Linked DNA regions of Homo sapiens: region 2 is linked to region 1. Evidence: read pairs that join two places in POLR2A ChIA-PET (ENCODE). Cell type or tissue: PC-9. All regions are shown on one strand.

Region 1 (8,000 bases):
TCATGTGACTACTTTCTCCAGTAAATCAAATTTGCCAAAAGCAATCGGTATAGTATTTCTACCAGGGCTGCCTTGTTGCACAAGTCCAGGAGGCACTATCACAGCCCCATGCAGCAGCTGTGTTCACATAAAAGGAGATGCACTTTTTTTAAGAAATTTGTTTTTAAACCCTCTCTAAATGAGCTTTGAAATGAACTTCCTCCACATCCACAGCCAACCAAAGCTCTGCCCTGAAGCCACTTTCCCACTGAACTTGCTGTGACCTTCCATGCTCATCCCTCCCTTGGCAGGGACAGGCTGTCAGAGCCCTGAGAGCTGCAGAGACAGCTGATGCCCCATACTGTGAGCCCAGAGCCTTTTTTCACTAGGCCGCTCCAATTCTGGCATTATCTGACTTAGCAACTCAAATCAAAGATCATCAGGCATGATCAGCAGATCTGCATGCTCAAGTCTAGATGCTGACAGCAATACTGACAGTCAGAACACACATTAAGAGCAGAACGGCCCTAAAACTTGTTCTAAGTCCTTTCCCTGTTTGCATCAGTTTGCTGTAGTTATCCACAGGTAAGGTACTAAAACAAGGGCCCTAGGATTTATCTCTTTTCCGAAGAGAAAACACCCAAAAAGCACAAGTGAACTTTCTTGCAGGGTTGTTTCAGGGACGGCCAGAAACAAGCACACAGCAGGAGCTAGCACTGGGCTCTGAGACTGACAGCTGTGAGTCCTATTAATGGACCTCCAGCACCCTTCTCACATTTCACTGCTTTAATCCAAGCTACCAAACAATTCTAATGAGACCAGCCTATAAACTATTCAGGTGCCTCTGAAGCAATCATCTCAAAGTCCTCCCACAAGAGGGGGTAGATGTGTGGGTGCAAAAAGAGAAATGGGGACGAAAGCAGTGGGACCACAGGCCAGACCTCAAGGTGCCTTGCATTTCTTGGACCCCGTTATCAGATCACATGCTAGGTGTATAATGTGAATTCCCATGTTTATAAATCCTGTAATTACTTTGCAAACTGTATTGCTCTGTAATGTGTTCTGTGCTGCACCATATTTTGTGTTAAAAGTAATAGTCTGTAAAACGTAAGCAATAAGTGGAAACAACTTGGTCCTCTCTTGTTTTTCTTGAAAGACTGGGTTTTCAAGTAGAACTATAGCAGAGAACTAAAGAAATATTGTTTATAAGCAAAATGCCCAAGATGTCTGCAAACAGGACTTCCTTAGGTGAGCGAGATTCAAAGCTCCAAAACAGTAAGCATTGTAGACAAACTATAATCATTTTATTGAGGATTTACTGTGTGCAAAGCACAAGCTCATGTCTTAAATTACTTTCAGATGCCACTAGTAATTTTGATAATAACTACCTACCAATGCCAAATGCTCAAACTAGTACCCAACTAGTTCCCCTAACATTCCAGTAATCCATCCTCAATCTCATTACCTCTTACCCACTGGACTATTTTCTAGGAACCTCTTACTCATCCCCAAGTTGGCTGAGACACCACCATAATTTTTTTACTTTCCAAGACACAACTTGGAACACCCTAGAAGCCTGCTCAAAAACCTTCAATGAACCCTCAGAGCCTGCTTAAAAAACAGCTTAACAGCCCTGGTGTGGCCTTCACGCCCTCTGAGGCTGGGCACCAATCTCTCTCTAGGAAGCATAGTTCAGGGGAAGAGTTTGGGTTCTGAACACAGATAGCCCCATTTCAGATGCCAGCTCTACCACTTATCTTCACCTATTAAAGGGGAATTACAACAGCAACTAACAAGATGGTTGTGAGGATGAAGGAAAACAATTTGCCTAAAAGAGCTCTGCACAGGCCTAGTATGCAGAACTGTTCCATAAACGTTAGCTACTTTCATTATCCTCAGCTTCTTCCACTCACTGAACAAACAGTCGAGCACCGCTGTGGGCCAGGCACTGTCCTGTCCTGATGCTCAGCATACAGACTGAACAAAACAAAGCCCTTGCCCTCTGGGAGCTTCCCAAGAATAGGGGGAAGGAGAGTACCCCAGAGCTTCAGTACACATGATCCATGGGCCAAAGTGGAACTTCTCCAGACTGCTCCAGCATTGCTCGGCACTATTTCCACCTGGAAAGTTTACTTCTACATGACCAAATCCTGCCTATCTTATAAGATCCAGCTCCAGGGCCACCATTTCCAGAAGCTTTCGCTAGTTACCTCCCACAGAAGGGCAGCCTGGACTCAGCACTCTGCATCTCTTGTAACTGGTTGGCTGTAATGTACGACACGAGGTCCTCCCGTGCAAACGTCTCCTCTGCTATAATCACTAGTTTGAAGGCAGGGAATAGAATTTTTCTCCCTTTAACTCCCTGGCACATCTTATCTTCACATACACACAAACACAAAATGTGTGAAACGGGCAAATAAATCTCTACCCTAATTATCCTCTCATCATGCTATGACTAAGCCATGAAATCTAAAGACAAATCTGGACTACAAAGAGGTGTTAGGAAAGAAAAGAAATACCTTTGGAGCGCCACATAATACAAATACACGATATCAGAGTTTAGTGATTTATCTTGGCTAAGAAGTTATAAAGTCTCTTTCTTTATGTGACTACTTCTATCTTCCTAGATGGGGTTGGGAAGCTGGTAAAGTTTCGGTGGACTGGTTAACTTCTAAGATTTTCATGCTTTTACATCCATGAATCAAAAACAGAGAAAGATCAAGGCTTTATACACTTTCAGGATGTCATCAGAGTATCCAGTTTCTAACATGCATTGAACAGCACCAGTACAGAACAGAGGGAGGATTCATCCACTCGTCTAGAGGGCTTCAGACAGATGTGTACTGTGCTCTCAGACTCAGGGCTGAATCAATAATGGACAGGGGTGGCTAATGACGTCCAGCCAGAATTGGTTCAGTATGATTCAGAGTTCAGAGACAGCACATTACTGCTAAGCAGGGGTCAAAGAGACCTAGCTTCCACCCCTCCCGGAACCCTGGGGGCAATTGTAACCACTGGACCAGAGAGGGGTGGTCAGTGGCCTTCAGAGCCCCTGGTCCTCACACTGGGGCAGTCTAATCAGATAACAAATGACCCTCAGAAAACTCAGCCTTTGATTTCAAATAAGAAATGTGTTGTATTCTAGACGAGCAAAAGAACAAATGAAACAAACATTTCTTTAATAACCATAACCCAACTTTAGTGAAGACTGCCCAGCACTAAGCAAGTAACACGCTCACAACTGAAAGAAGGAATGAGTCTATCCGGAGAAAGGATTTTTCCACATAACTGAGGACTGATTCTAAATGTCTTAAGTTTCCATTTAGTTAATGGAAATCTCCTAAAATGTACTAGATATTTCAATTATAGAGAATACTCTAGAGTTTGGCTTTTCTTGAAGTCACCATTACAAATATAGCCATTGTGTGAAGCTCAAGTCCAAGAGTTGCTTTCCAGGGTCCTATAAAATAGAGCAAATCAGAGGAGAACTCTGTCATATCCAGGTCCTTGGTCTTCCCCTACCTTCACTTACTGCTGAGACACTGGGGAGACAAACTTCTCCACAAGTTTTAGTTAGGGAGGTGGCAGGAATAGTTTGGAGGAATAGAATTGATAGGGTAGCCTCTGGCTGTCCTGAGCTGGTGTCATATATCTGTTAAGCCAGAGGGATGTAAAAGTTGCTCTCAGGAAAGCCATGTGCCTTCCGGAGATATAAATGTTCAATCCCTCATTATGTTAATTTACTCAATAAATATTTATTGAGTGGCCACCATGTCCCAAGCACTGTTTTAGGCAATAGAGACGCTAATGACTTTGCCTGTCTTCCTAAACTGCCATAAGAGGTCTCTGCCTCAAGAATCTTACATTCAAGTAGAAGGAATTTCAAATAGTGGCAAAGTAATTGACTGAGGGTAGAGACTATTTTAGCTAGGGACGTCACAGAAGGTTTCTAAACAGTGAGTTTAAGCTGAGACCCAAATGATAGGATATAGCTCATAACACAGAGATCGGGAGAAAGCCAACTAACCATTAGAAAGCCCTCTGAAGCACAATCTAGAGACAGAGATCAGGGCGGCTGGAGGACAGTAAAAGACAGCAGGAATGAGAACAAGGCCAAGAGACAGCTAGGGCTAGGCCTTCGGCACAAGGTCATTAACCCTTTAAAGTAAATGTTTTAATTTTATTTTAAGTGTAATGGGAAGACACTGGAGAAGGTTAGGCTGACAAGTGATAGAACCCAATTTATGATGTTAAAAGATTTCTTACGGCCGGACGTGGTGGCTCACACCTGTAATCCCAGCACTTTGGGAGGCCAAGGAGGGCAAATCACCTGAGATCAGGAGTTTGAGACCAGCCTGACCAACATGATGAAATGGGATATAAAAAGTTAGCAGGGCGTGGTGGTGCGTGCCTGTAGTCCCAGCTACTCGGGAGGCTGAGGCAGGAGAATCGCTTGAACCCAGGAGGCCAAGGCTGCAGTGAGCCAAGATTGCAGCACTGCACTCCAGCCTGGCAAAGAGGGAGACTCTGTCTCAAAAAAAAAAAGATTACTTGGAATGCTGTGTGCACTGGAGGCTCACCATGGCCAACCTTGTTTGTAAACTGTGCTGATGTGACAATAGCACATAGTGGTTAAGAGTGCAGACTCTGGACTAGATTCTGCCACTTACTACTGGTGTAACTTTGAGCAAATTAATTCCTCTATGTGCCTCAGTTTCTGCATCTGTCAAAGGAAGATATTTGCTGTTTTAGTTTCTGTGTTAAGGATAAAAGTTAAAAAAGGGGGGCATCCAAGTGTCTAAATATCACTAATATGCACTCACTTCTTTCCAAGAGGCCTCTAGCATATCAGTCTGTTCTCTCCTCTCTCCCTCCTTCTTTCCCTCCCCACCCAACTCCCAAAGGAAAGAGACAGGTGGCACAATCTTGTTAACGAAGTAAAAAGTGCCTCTCCTTTTTATTGCTGGAGACTATCACTAGGGTGGGAGGAAGAAGTATGACCAAAATGTGATCTAGAATTCAGTGCACCACTAAGTAGAACACTGTTTCTTAAACATAAAGCCAATCTTCTCTTGTGTAAAAAGGTTTTCCTTCTCAAAGTGAAAAATATCTCTGTGGCTAAAGTCATTCATGCTGAGCATTTCAGCAACATGGTAGACTCCCACATGCCTGATTGTTCATTTTCTAACAGCTGCAGGCAGAATCTAGTGAACTCTTAATGATCCATGAGGCTTTCAGCCTACCATGCATCCTCTCTCACAGCAAGCATGTAGTTTTCAATATCAGGGAGCCCGGCTTCTCCCTTCAAAAGGCAAGAGAGGGTGAGTGTATCAATATTCCTTCTACAGTGTGAAAACTAGAATTTCTAGATTTCCTTCACTGGGACCCTGTATGATATAATACCATGAGTTTTCTATTTGGAATTTTCTGAGAACAAATCACAATTTAAATTCAAGTTCTTCAATTAGTAACAAAGGTTAGGATGGATGCCAAGGCTTTCATCCAACTAAAACTCATTTTCTGGATTTACTGGATATGAAGGAAACAAGGAATATTCCTGGCTGATTCCCAGGTGTCCCCTCCCACTCGCTTACCCCTCCCCACTTCATTCTCATGAGAAATGAAAGTCACCCACGGGATTTGGATGCCCATTAGAATCTTCCTGCCTTACAGAACCATGGCTACAAATTCATCCCTCTCATAAAGCTATACTGAATTGGGATATGACTATAAGAGAGGAAATTGTCACAGGGATTTCTGTTTTTTTAATGACAAGGCACATTAAGCAAAAAACACAAAAGGCCACCTCAAATACAAGCAAGCAGGAGACACTTATTATGCAGCTTAATATAATTAAATTTATTTATTTAGTTTTTGGTTTTTTTCTTTTGGGATGGGTCTCACTCTGTCACCCAGGCTGGAGTACAGTAGTGTGATCTTGGCTCACCACAATCTCTGCCTCCCAGGCTCAAGCAATCCTCCCACCTCGGCCTCCCAAGTAGCTGGGATTGTAGGTGTGTGCCACCATGCCCAGCTAGTTTTTTGATTTGTTTTGTTTTGTTTTGCTTTGGTAGAGATGGGCTTTCACCATGTTGCCCAAGCTAATATAATTAAATTTCATAAGCAGTTACTATATGCTGGGTACTGCTGTGCAAGCAACGGGTTCAGACACACAAAGAAAAATCAAACTATGGCCCTCTTCTGCAAAAATATCAATATTATAGTTGAAACAAGTAGCAAATGGCAACAACACAAAGCAAAACATGGTCTGGCAAAGTGTGGTGTGGGCTCAGTGGTATGGGAGCAAGCAATTTTAACTGGGAAAAATTAGCACAGGCTTCACAGGAGCCATACCATTTAAGCTGAGTCTTCAATCATGAAAAGAAGTTTCACAAGGCCAACAAGAGGCAATCCATACCGAGGAAAGAGAATGGGGTGGCAGGAGGATGCACCAAATCAGTGTGGCTACAGTATGGAGGGAACGTGGTGGAAGAAAAGCAAAGAATGGCATGTTTAGGACAAAAATATTAGAGGGTGTTGAGTATCATGCTCAGGTGTTTGGGCTTTCTTGTTTAGGCAGCAGAGAACTCAAGGCTTCGGAGCAGGGATGGACAAACAAATCTGTTTTAGAAAGCTCACCTGTAAAAGATGTAGTACTGATTACAAAAAAAAAAAGAGAGAGGAAGAAAGAAAGCCACTTGGCCTAGGGAGGGAAACTAGTTGGAAAGCAGCTTCAAAAGGCTAAGGAAGAGAAAAATGGCATCTGATTCCTATAGCAGAGGCAGAATTAGAAGAAAAAAAGGCAGAGGTCTGACAGGTAGACACTTCAGATAAAATAATAGGGCCAGGCGCAGTGGCTCATGCCTGTAATCCCAGCACTTTGGGAGGCCAAGGCGGGTGGATCACGAGATCAGGAGATCGAGACGATCCTGGCTAACACGGTGAAACCCCGTCTCTACTAAAAATACAAAAAATTAGCAGGGCATGGTGGCGGGCACCTGTAGTCCCAGCTACTCAGGATGCTGAGGCAGGAGAATGGCATGAACCCGGGACGCGGAGATTGCAGTGAGCCGAGGTTGCACCAATGCACTCCAGCCTGGGCAGCAGAGCGAGACTCCTTCTCAAAAAATAAAAAAGACGACATTTTCTTCATGCTTTTCTGCCATTTTCAAATAGGCACACATTCTTAAGGGTGGGGGGGACAAAAAATTATTATTTCAGAGAAAAAAACTACTAAAATTTATTGACAACTGGATTGTGTGTGCTGGGAAAGAGGAACATTTGAAACATAAAGAGTTAAAAGTTAGGACCGAGGGCAGTGGCTCACGCACCTGTAATCCCAGAATTTTGGGAGGCTGAGGAGGGCAGATCACCTGAGCTCAGAAGTTTGAGACTAGCCTGGGCAACATGGTGAAACCACGTTTCTACCAAAAATATATATATGATAATTTTTTTTTAAGTTAAAAGTTAACCCCAGACTTCCATTGATGGTGACTGGTCATGCCTCAAACCTAAACAAGAACAAAGGAGGAAAGGAAGCATAGTTCATCCACCATCTTCTTCTGACCAATGAGAAAAGGGAAAGGGTATTAAATCTAGCTTGGGTCCCACTAACCCAGAGCTGAACTAAAATTACTCTGCAGTGCTCATGAAAACAGTTTTGTTTTGTTTTTAAGATGGAGTCTCGTCCTGTCGCCCAGGCTAGAGTGCAGTGGTACAATCTCAGCTCACTGCAACCTCCACCTCCCGGGTTCAAGCAATTCTCCTGCCTTGGCCTCTCTAGTAGCTAAGATTACAGGTGCCTGCCACCACGCCCAGCTAGTTTTTGTATTTTTAGTAGAGATGGGGTTTTGCCATGTTGCCCAGGCTGGTCTTGAACTCCTGACCTCAGGTGATTCACCCACCTCAGCCTCCCCAAGTGCTGGGATTACAGGCGTGAGCCACCGCGCCCAGCTGAAAACACAGTTTTCTAAGCAAAATAAATATAAACAAAGGAACGTGTAAACAATGTGACAGCAGGA
Region 2 (8,000 bases), 64 kb before region 1:
TGTCCTAGTGCCAACAATTTTTAAACTGAGAAACCACACAAATGACACAAATACACCCACACAAAAGTAAAAGCCACATGTCCAGCAACTAACTGCCTGTGAAGACCTGCCTGTGGACACCCAGCAACCCCACTCATCACGAGTGCACCACTCAGATGCCAGAATTCTGGCCCCAGCTCTACCAATGATATGTTTTTAAAAGCTGAAAGTATGTAAGCTAAAGTACAGGGTAAAGGAGAGAAAATTACACCATAGTTAAAATTATATACAAATTATACAGTTACAGGAAAATGAACTAAGAAAATATAGCGAAAATGATTTTTGATGGTAATAGCTGAATTATGATATCAATTTTCTATTATTTCTTACAATCTATGAAAAAGAAATAAGGAGGATTAATGAAAGCATTTTTAGATCACTTTAGGTATTTTATATAGGAAACATGCTGTTCAAAGAAAAATTCCTTTGGAATAATAATAGGTACACAGCAGAGTGTGAGTCAAAAGACTTGCATGCTATTACCTGCTCTGCCCTTATGTATCAAGTTACTTTGAGGAAAAGCGCTCAGACTTCTCTTTACAATCTCAAGATATTCAAAATGTGAAGGCTTGTACTAGGAAGACAGTAGTAATGATGAGGAGAATTACTGGGATTCGGGGTGCAGTTTTAAAAGTTAATCCAACAGGATTAATGAATTCAGTACTGGTTGTAATCTAAGATACCTAAAAATTCTAAAATAGCTTAGCTATGATACAATGAGGTATCCAGAGTTAGAAAAAGTTTTTCTCAGCAATTAACTTTTTGATATTTTTTCCTTCATACAGGAGTAATTCACTCCTGTCTTTTCCTCTCCTTCTGGAATCACAAGAATTACCCACTAGTTCTCAAATATCATCACAAAGTATAGTGAAAGGAATACAGGAACTGGCAACAATAGACTACAATTGACATCAAAATCATTACTTTATTTATTCAACAATACTTACTGCACACCTATCACAAGCCAGGGACTCTTCAAGGCGTTGAATTTATGCTCATTGAGAAAAAAAATAAAGAACAATAAAGGGAATAAAGTAAAGGTCCTGCTCTCATGAGTAAACACATATTTTTCTAGTGATACATGCAAAGAAAACTCAAACAGGGTGAGGGCACAGAGCGTTCCCTCAGAACCCTGGACATGCTATTCTGGTGGCCTCAGTAATGCAGTGATACTGTATGAAGTGAGATACTGTATGAGGGAGGAGGGATGAGGCCATAATGATACCCACAGGGCAAATACTTCAGGCAGAAGGAATTACAAGCACAGAGGTCCTGAAGCAGGAGATGCTCAGAATGTTCAAAATTAGCAAGGAGGTCAAACGTGGCTAGAGCAAAGAGAAATTTCACAAAGAACGATTCAAATGACATCAGAATGGCGGTGGGTGCCAGATCACGCAAGGCCCAGTGGGCCATGGTGAGTTGGTGAATTGTAGCCTGGGTGTGATGGGAAGTCTTTGGAGGATTAGGAAGAAGATTAACACCACCCGACTTGTATTCTGAAAGGATTACTCTGGTTGCTATATGAAAAACAGACTTTAGGCATGGGGAAACAGTAGAAGAAAAGATACTGTTTAGGAGGGAAACACAAGAGCCCAGGTAAAATACCATGACAGCTTGTGCTAGGAAGACAGCAGCAGTGATGATGAGAGTTCCTGGGATTCAGGACGCAGTTTTAAAAGTAAAGCCAACAGGATTCGCTAATAAATTCAATACAGGTTATGAAAGAAAGTCAGTGATGATTCACTGCATTGTTTCTGGCCTGGAAAACTGGGTGAATGGAGGTTAAGTTTTAAGACTTAGAAACTCTTACTAAATTACCTAATTCAGCTCTTCACATATAACATAAATGATGCGAATGTAAAACTGAAAAAGCAAAAGTAGGGATTGCTTTTTCTACTCACCATTTGCAGATTGTATCATGTTTCCAGATTTCTGGACTTCATCAAATTTTGTAAAAATTACATTCAACCTGTATGAAAGAAAAATGTAAACAAACTATTAACCATCACTGCTCATAGCCAATTATATTAAAATGCTAATGTGAAGTTGATCCCCACTCCCCATCAAAAAAAACAATGGTACAGACCCACCTAGTAACAAAACAGTGACTCAATCAATAACATTAACAATAGCCAACAATAACTGAGCACTTACTATGGGTAAAGAATGGGCCTAGAAGTCTATCTGAAAGATCTCATTTAATCTCCTTGAGGTGACACAGGTGTGGGGTGGAGATTCTAGCCCTGAGAGTAGTAATCCAGAGCCCCTGCTCTCTGACATTACTGACTACTCTACACAAAATGTGTATCTTATGAGAAGTGTGTGTTTCTCCTCTTTCTTTCTTAGCGCAGACTATCAATAACTTGGGATGGAGCTTTTCAAAATGCACTAATAGTACGTTACAAAGGCTTGTGCTTATTGCTGTGATTCATGCTTAATCCAAAAATGCTATAAATGATTTCTCTAGAAACAAATGCTGTGACTGGATAATCTTCAGCTTAAAAAAAAATCTGTATTACATTTATTTTCTATTAATGGATCATTTCACCTTGGCATTTAAATTAAAGCAAAATTCCTTAACCAGTCTAAATATTCCATCCTAGTGACACCAAAAATGAAAGGAAAAGGTGGGAGAATGCAATCATAATTAGTAGAAAAAGTTAAGAAAAAAGAGGCTTTCTTGAGCCGGGCATGGTGGCTCATTACTGTAATCCCAGCACTTTGGGAGGCTGAAGCAGGTGGATCGCCTGAGGTCAGGAGTTTGAGACCAGCCTGGCCAACATAGTGAAATCCCATCTCTACTAAAAATACAAAAAATTAGCTGGGTGTGGTGGTGGGTGCCTGTAATCCCAGCTGCTAGGGAGGCTGAGGCAGGAGAATTGCTTGAACCCGGGAGACAGAGGCTGCAATGAGCCGAGACCGTGCCACTGCACTCCAGCCTGGGCAACAAGAGCGAAACTCCGTCTCAAAAAAAAAAAAAGAAAGAAAAAAGAGGCTTTCTCACAGGTATACTGGAGTAAGTGTTGAGATTCCAAAGCAATGTATCTGTGCATTCAATTTTAGGGACATTTTAAGTGCTTTTTAACACACCATCCTATCCTGCCAGCTCTCATCATTTCAAATATGTTTGCCTTTTCTTCTCAAGCGAATGGAAGCTCCTTAGGGGTAGAGATGTGAGCTACATTCTTTTGGTATTTGTACCAAACACTATGTATGCCATGCAGACACTCACTCAGGAGAGTTACATCACTATGTTAGACAGCTGGAACCTAACTCCTCACTCTGGAAAACTGTAGGTATTCACACAAGCTCTGGTGTTAGTTCATTCATTTGTTCATTCACTCAAAAATACTTGAGTGCCCATTATGTGCCCAACACCGAGCTAGTGAGTTCTTACCCTCTGGAGCTTATGCTCTAAGTAACAGAGAGGACAAAATTACACATCAGCAAATGAGGGGGATGAACCAGCCTGATGCACTGCCTCCCCCCATTCCATAGGAGACACCAACAATCTTTTCAAGCCATCTTTCCACCAAGCCCAGATGTTCCCTCAGAATCCTTCTCAAAACTATTCCAGGCAGCCACTACCCATTCGTTAAAGCTGGCACTGAATAAAACTCCAATTGCCACCTCAGGACCAGATATGAATAAAACTATAACTCACTTTCAAATCCAGCAGTTACTAAAGAACTGGAAAGATGCCTTACATGATTGTGTTTCTTATGATGTTTCCATTATCTTCCCTTTTTAAAAGTAACAAAGATCTCCAATGGCTTGACAAACTCATAAATAATATCATGACACCGGTTGCCAGGGCATGCCCTCACTAAGGCACTACTTGATTGTGTCACAACCACACCCTCTGATGTGAGCATGTCTGCAAGTCTGCAAGTTAGAGCCAAGGTATACCTCTAGTCTGGCTGTTCCTGAAATTACTGGAAGAAGGCAAGTATTTCTTTCATTCCTGGGAGAGTATTCACCATTCTAAATGGTAATTGTGTACGAGTCTGCAGATTCTTTCTCAGTGGTGAGGCATTCTCACTGTGGTCACATTACCCACGACCTGGCAAGCCTGAACAACTAGGTATGAGAACACTATAAACATAACTATTACTAGTATGTCCACCTTAATTCAGAATTCCCTCCGCTTTTACTCTCCTGCCTCACTAGCTCCCTCATTCTCTGCTCATTAATGCTGCTACAACAGCTCCTATCAAGGTTACCACCTAAAGAGACAGTCTAACACCAACAAAGCATCCTTAGGAATGAAAGGACTGGTTTTTGTTTGCTAGCTCTGAGCACAAAAATATAAAATGTCTCTCTTGGGACCTACTGATTCACACAAATCTAAAAGGATGAGTTTTATATATTCAAAGACATTGAATACATAACTAATGATTACCCTCTGAGGCCACTAAATTGTTTTATTTTAAATCTCTGGATTTCCATTTAAAATAAATTTCTTTACTGGTTTGACAACCACCATCTTCCTCTATTTTTTCTGAATTTAAATTTCCATATTAAACTCTTCAATCCAATTAGAATTTATTTTACTATAAGATTTAGTTCAAATTAGTTCCTTCCTAGAAAATTTTATATATAAATTTTAAATAATTTCCTGGAAGCAAATACTTAATCACGGCAATCTCAGTCAATAAGCTGCATCCATATACTCAGAGCTTCTAGCATGAAAAAGAGAAATCAACATAAACACATACTTAAAAATCCAAACTTGGAGGACAGAAGAGATTTTAAAGAGAAAGAAAAAGTTTTTTTAAAAATGTCATTAGTGCTTCCAAAGAGATAAGAGAAAATATTGTGATCATAAAACAGGAGAGTAGCACTTTAAAATGGCAGAATAAGGACCCTTGAAAATCTGCTTCAAAGAAGCAAAGAAAACATTGGCAAAAACCGTCCAAATCAACTTATCATCATGGCAAGTGTGAAAACCAGCAGCCTGGCAGCCACTAGAAAGAGCTGAAGTTCCCAAGTCTGGAGCTCCCTAAAAGTCCCCATTCCCAAAGAACTATCATTCCACCTATCTGGCACATCCCTGCAAGCCCAGTTGCAGGGCTTGTCTTTATCTGACCTGACTTAGAGCTTGTTCAATGTTAGAGGCCTTTTCCCTGAGGCGATGATCAAAACTAACCAGTGACAACTGTTCAACATGGCGGATACCCAAGACAGAAATAACAACTGGGGCAAAGAAGCTGACCAAAAATAGGAAAAAAAAAAGGTGGGGGGAAGGAGGGGTAGAAATTGAGATGTCCACAGCAAACTTTGAAAACACTGACATACTCCTGGGAACCTGGGAGGTCACGTATATGTGCAAGGCTGTGCACATGCACAGGCCCAGGAAAGACCCCTGAAGCCTCTAATGTCCCCACTGGCTGACTTTGACACTCTGAACAAGCAGGAAGTAAAAAGGAAGACAGAGGTGCAAAACACCTTTCAGAGCACTGAAAGCATGCCCCCAAAACACAGAGCCAGTCAGTAGAGGCTGGGAGACTTACTGGTTCAACATGTTTAAGGAAATCTCTGTTCAATCATTAGCTCACCGCTAAGCTAACCAACCAGAGAATTCAGTGGCAACATATAACAAAGAACAAAGACTTTAAGGAATTCTTTCAGGAAAGTCACTAGAACAAAATAAGCAACAAAAACAATAAAAAGCAACAACAAAAAATCTGGGGAGGGGAAAGAATATGATTTCCTGAGTTGCCACAATATATTATTTCAAGTGTCCAGTTTCAACAACAAATGATGAGACAAAGAAACAAGAAAATATGGCCCATACAAAGGAAATAAAAATCAGTCAACAAAAACTATTTTTAAGGACACCTATACATTGCCTTAACTCAATGAAGACTTCAAGTCAACTAATATAAATATGTCGAAAGATCTAAAGAAAACTATTTCTGAAGAATTAAAGTGTAAGAACAATGTCTCACCAAATAGAGAAAAACAACAAACAGAAAGAATATATTTAAAAGAACCATACAGAAATTCTGGAGATGAAAAATACAATAACTGAAATTAAAAATTCACCAGGAGGAGTTCAACAGATTTGAGCTGAGACAAGAAGGAATCAACAAATTTGAAGATCAGTCAAATGATACCATATCCTACCTAAGTAACAGAAACAAACAAAAACAATGAACAGAGTCTAAGAGATCATCTTACAAAACCAATGTACCAACATAGTCACATAACAGAAGTCCCAGGAAAACAGAAAAAAGAAAAGGAGATACGGTACTTTTCAAAGGACTTTTTGGGTCAGATACTTTGCCCTAGTTGTTATCGTTGCCTCAGGCATCTACCACGTTGAAAAATTATCAAAAAAAGATATATGAAGAATAATGGCTAAAAACTTCACAAATTTGATATAAAACAATCTATATATTTAACAAGCTACTCCAAACAGGATAAACTTAAAGAGATCCAAATCTAGACACAATAACCAAACTGTCACAAGAGAAGACAAAGAGAAAATCTTCAAAGCAACAATGGAGAACCCACTCATTGTGCACAAGGGATCCTCAAAAAGGTCAATATCTGATTTCTCATGAGAAACCATGAAAGCCAGAGTGGAGCAGGGTGGGAATAGATAATATATTCAAAGTTCTGAAATTAAAAAAGACAATCAACCAAGAATTCTGTATGTAACAAAACTATTCACCAAAAACAAAAGAGAACTTAAGATATTACCAGATAAATGAAAAACAACAGTCCTTTGGGTTGAAATGAAAGGACACTGTACAACAGCTCAAATCCACATGAAGAAATAAAAAAAAAAGTAAAAATAACTACATAGGTAAATATAAAATATAGTATAAAAGTATTTTTTGTTCTTAGCTCTTTTCTTGTCCTACATAACTTAAAAAGAAACTGCATAAAGCAATAATTATAGAACTATATGCACTGGTGGGCTTATAATGTATAAAGATGTAATTTGCATGACAATAGCAAAAAAAGAAGAAAACAGAGCTAAGTAGAAGTTTTTAATACTGAAATTAAATAGTATCAATTTAAACTAGACTGTTTAAAGTTAAGATGTTAATTGCAAGCCCCAGAGCAACTGCGAATAATTCCCCCCAAAAAACTAAAATAAACAGCAAGTTATAGTAGTACACTAGAAAATATCTATTTAACACAAAATAACGCAGTAACAGAGGAACAAAGAAACAAGTCATGACATATAGAACATAAATAGCACACCTGCAGACATAAATTCTACCTTGCCAGTACTACATTAAATATAAATAGATTAAACCAATGGAAAGTTAAAAAAAGTCAGACTGCATAAACAAATAAGACTCAACTTTATAGTGTCTACAAGAGACTCACTGTATTTATTTTTTTTATAAAAGATGGGGTTTCACTAGGTTGCCAAGGCTGAACTAGAGCTTAAGTCATCCTCCTGCCTCAGCTTCCCCAGTAGCTGGAACTGGGGGTACATGCCACCACACCCAGTCTAAGAGACACTTAAGATTCAAAGTCACAAAGTGGTTGAAAAGTAAAGGATGGAAAAAGATATTTCATGCAAACAGTACACAAAAGAGAGCTAGAATGGTTATAGTGATAACAAGTAACACAGACCTTAAGACAAAACTTCTCTCTGTGCACAAAGACAGACATTTTACAATAGTAAAAGAGTCAGTGCTCAGGGGATCATAACAATTATAAACATATATGCACCTAAGAACAGAGCCCAAAATACAGGAAGCAAAAAGTGACAACTGAAGAGAGAAATAGATAATTCAACAGTATTAACTGGAAACTTCAATATGTACATTCCTTAATGGATTTTAAAAACCAGAAAGAGGATCAACCAGAAAATAAGACTTCAATGACACTATAATCCAACTAGAACAAACATCTATAAGACATTCAAACAAACAATATTAGAATACAGATTCTTCTTTTTTAAGACAGGGTCTCTCTCTGTCACCCAAGCTGAA

Evidence for each region. ChIA-PET counts read pairs that join two places held together with the same protein. Peaks named below come from ENCODE experiments on the same cell type or tissue, not always from the same donor. Only the 100,000 strongest peaks of a DNase experiment are listed, where the experiment ranks them.
Region 2: POLR2A ChIA-PET joins it to region 1 with 6 read pairs; 2 of 35 experiments call an interaction of 5 or more read pairs at or near these places.

Annotation. Positions count from the first base shown.
Region 1 is chr2:121,565,326-121,573,325 of GRCh38, forward strand. All of the region lies in intron 2 of CLASP1 (cytoplasmic linker associated protein 1), which reads right to left. Among named protein-coding and RNA genes, the nearest start is that of RNU4ATAC, 38 kb to the left of the region's middle. In PC-9, no CTCF peak of the experiment used is centred here; no DNase peak of the experiment used is centred here.
Region 2 is chr2:121,501,227-121,509,226 of GRCh38, forward strand. CLASP1 (cytoplasmic linker associated protein 1) reads right to left here. Exons shown (of 41, transcript NM_001395891.1): 8 at 1,941-2,008. Among named protein-coding and RNA genes, the nearest start is that of CLASP1-AS1, 25 kb to the right of the region's middle. In PC-9, no CTCF peak of the experiment used is centred here; a DNase peak (open chromatin) is centred at 3,965; H3K27ac peaks cover 261 bases.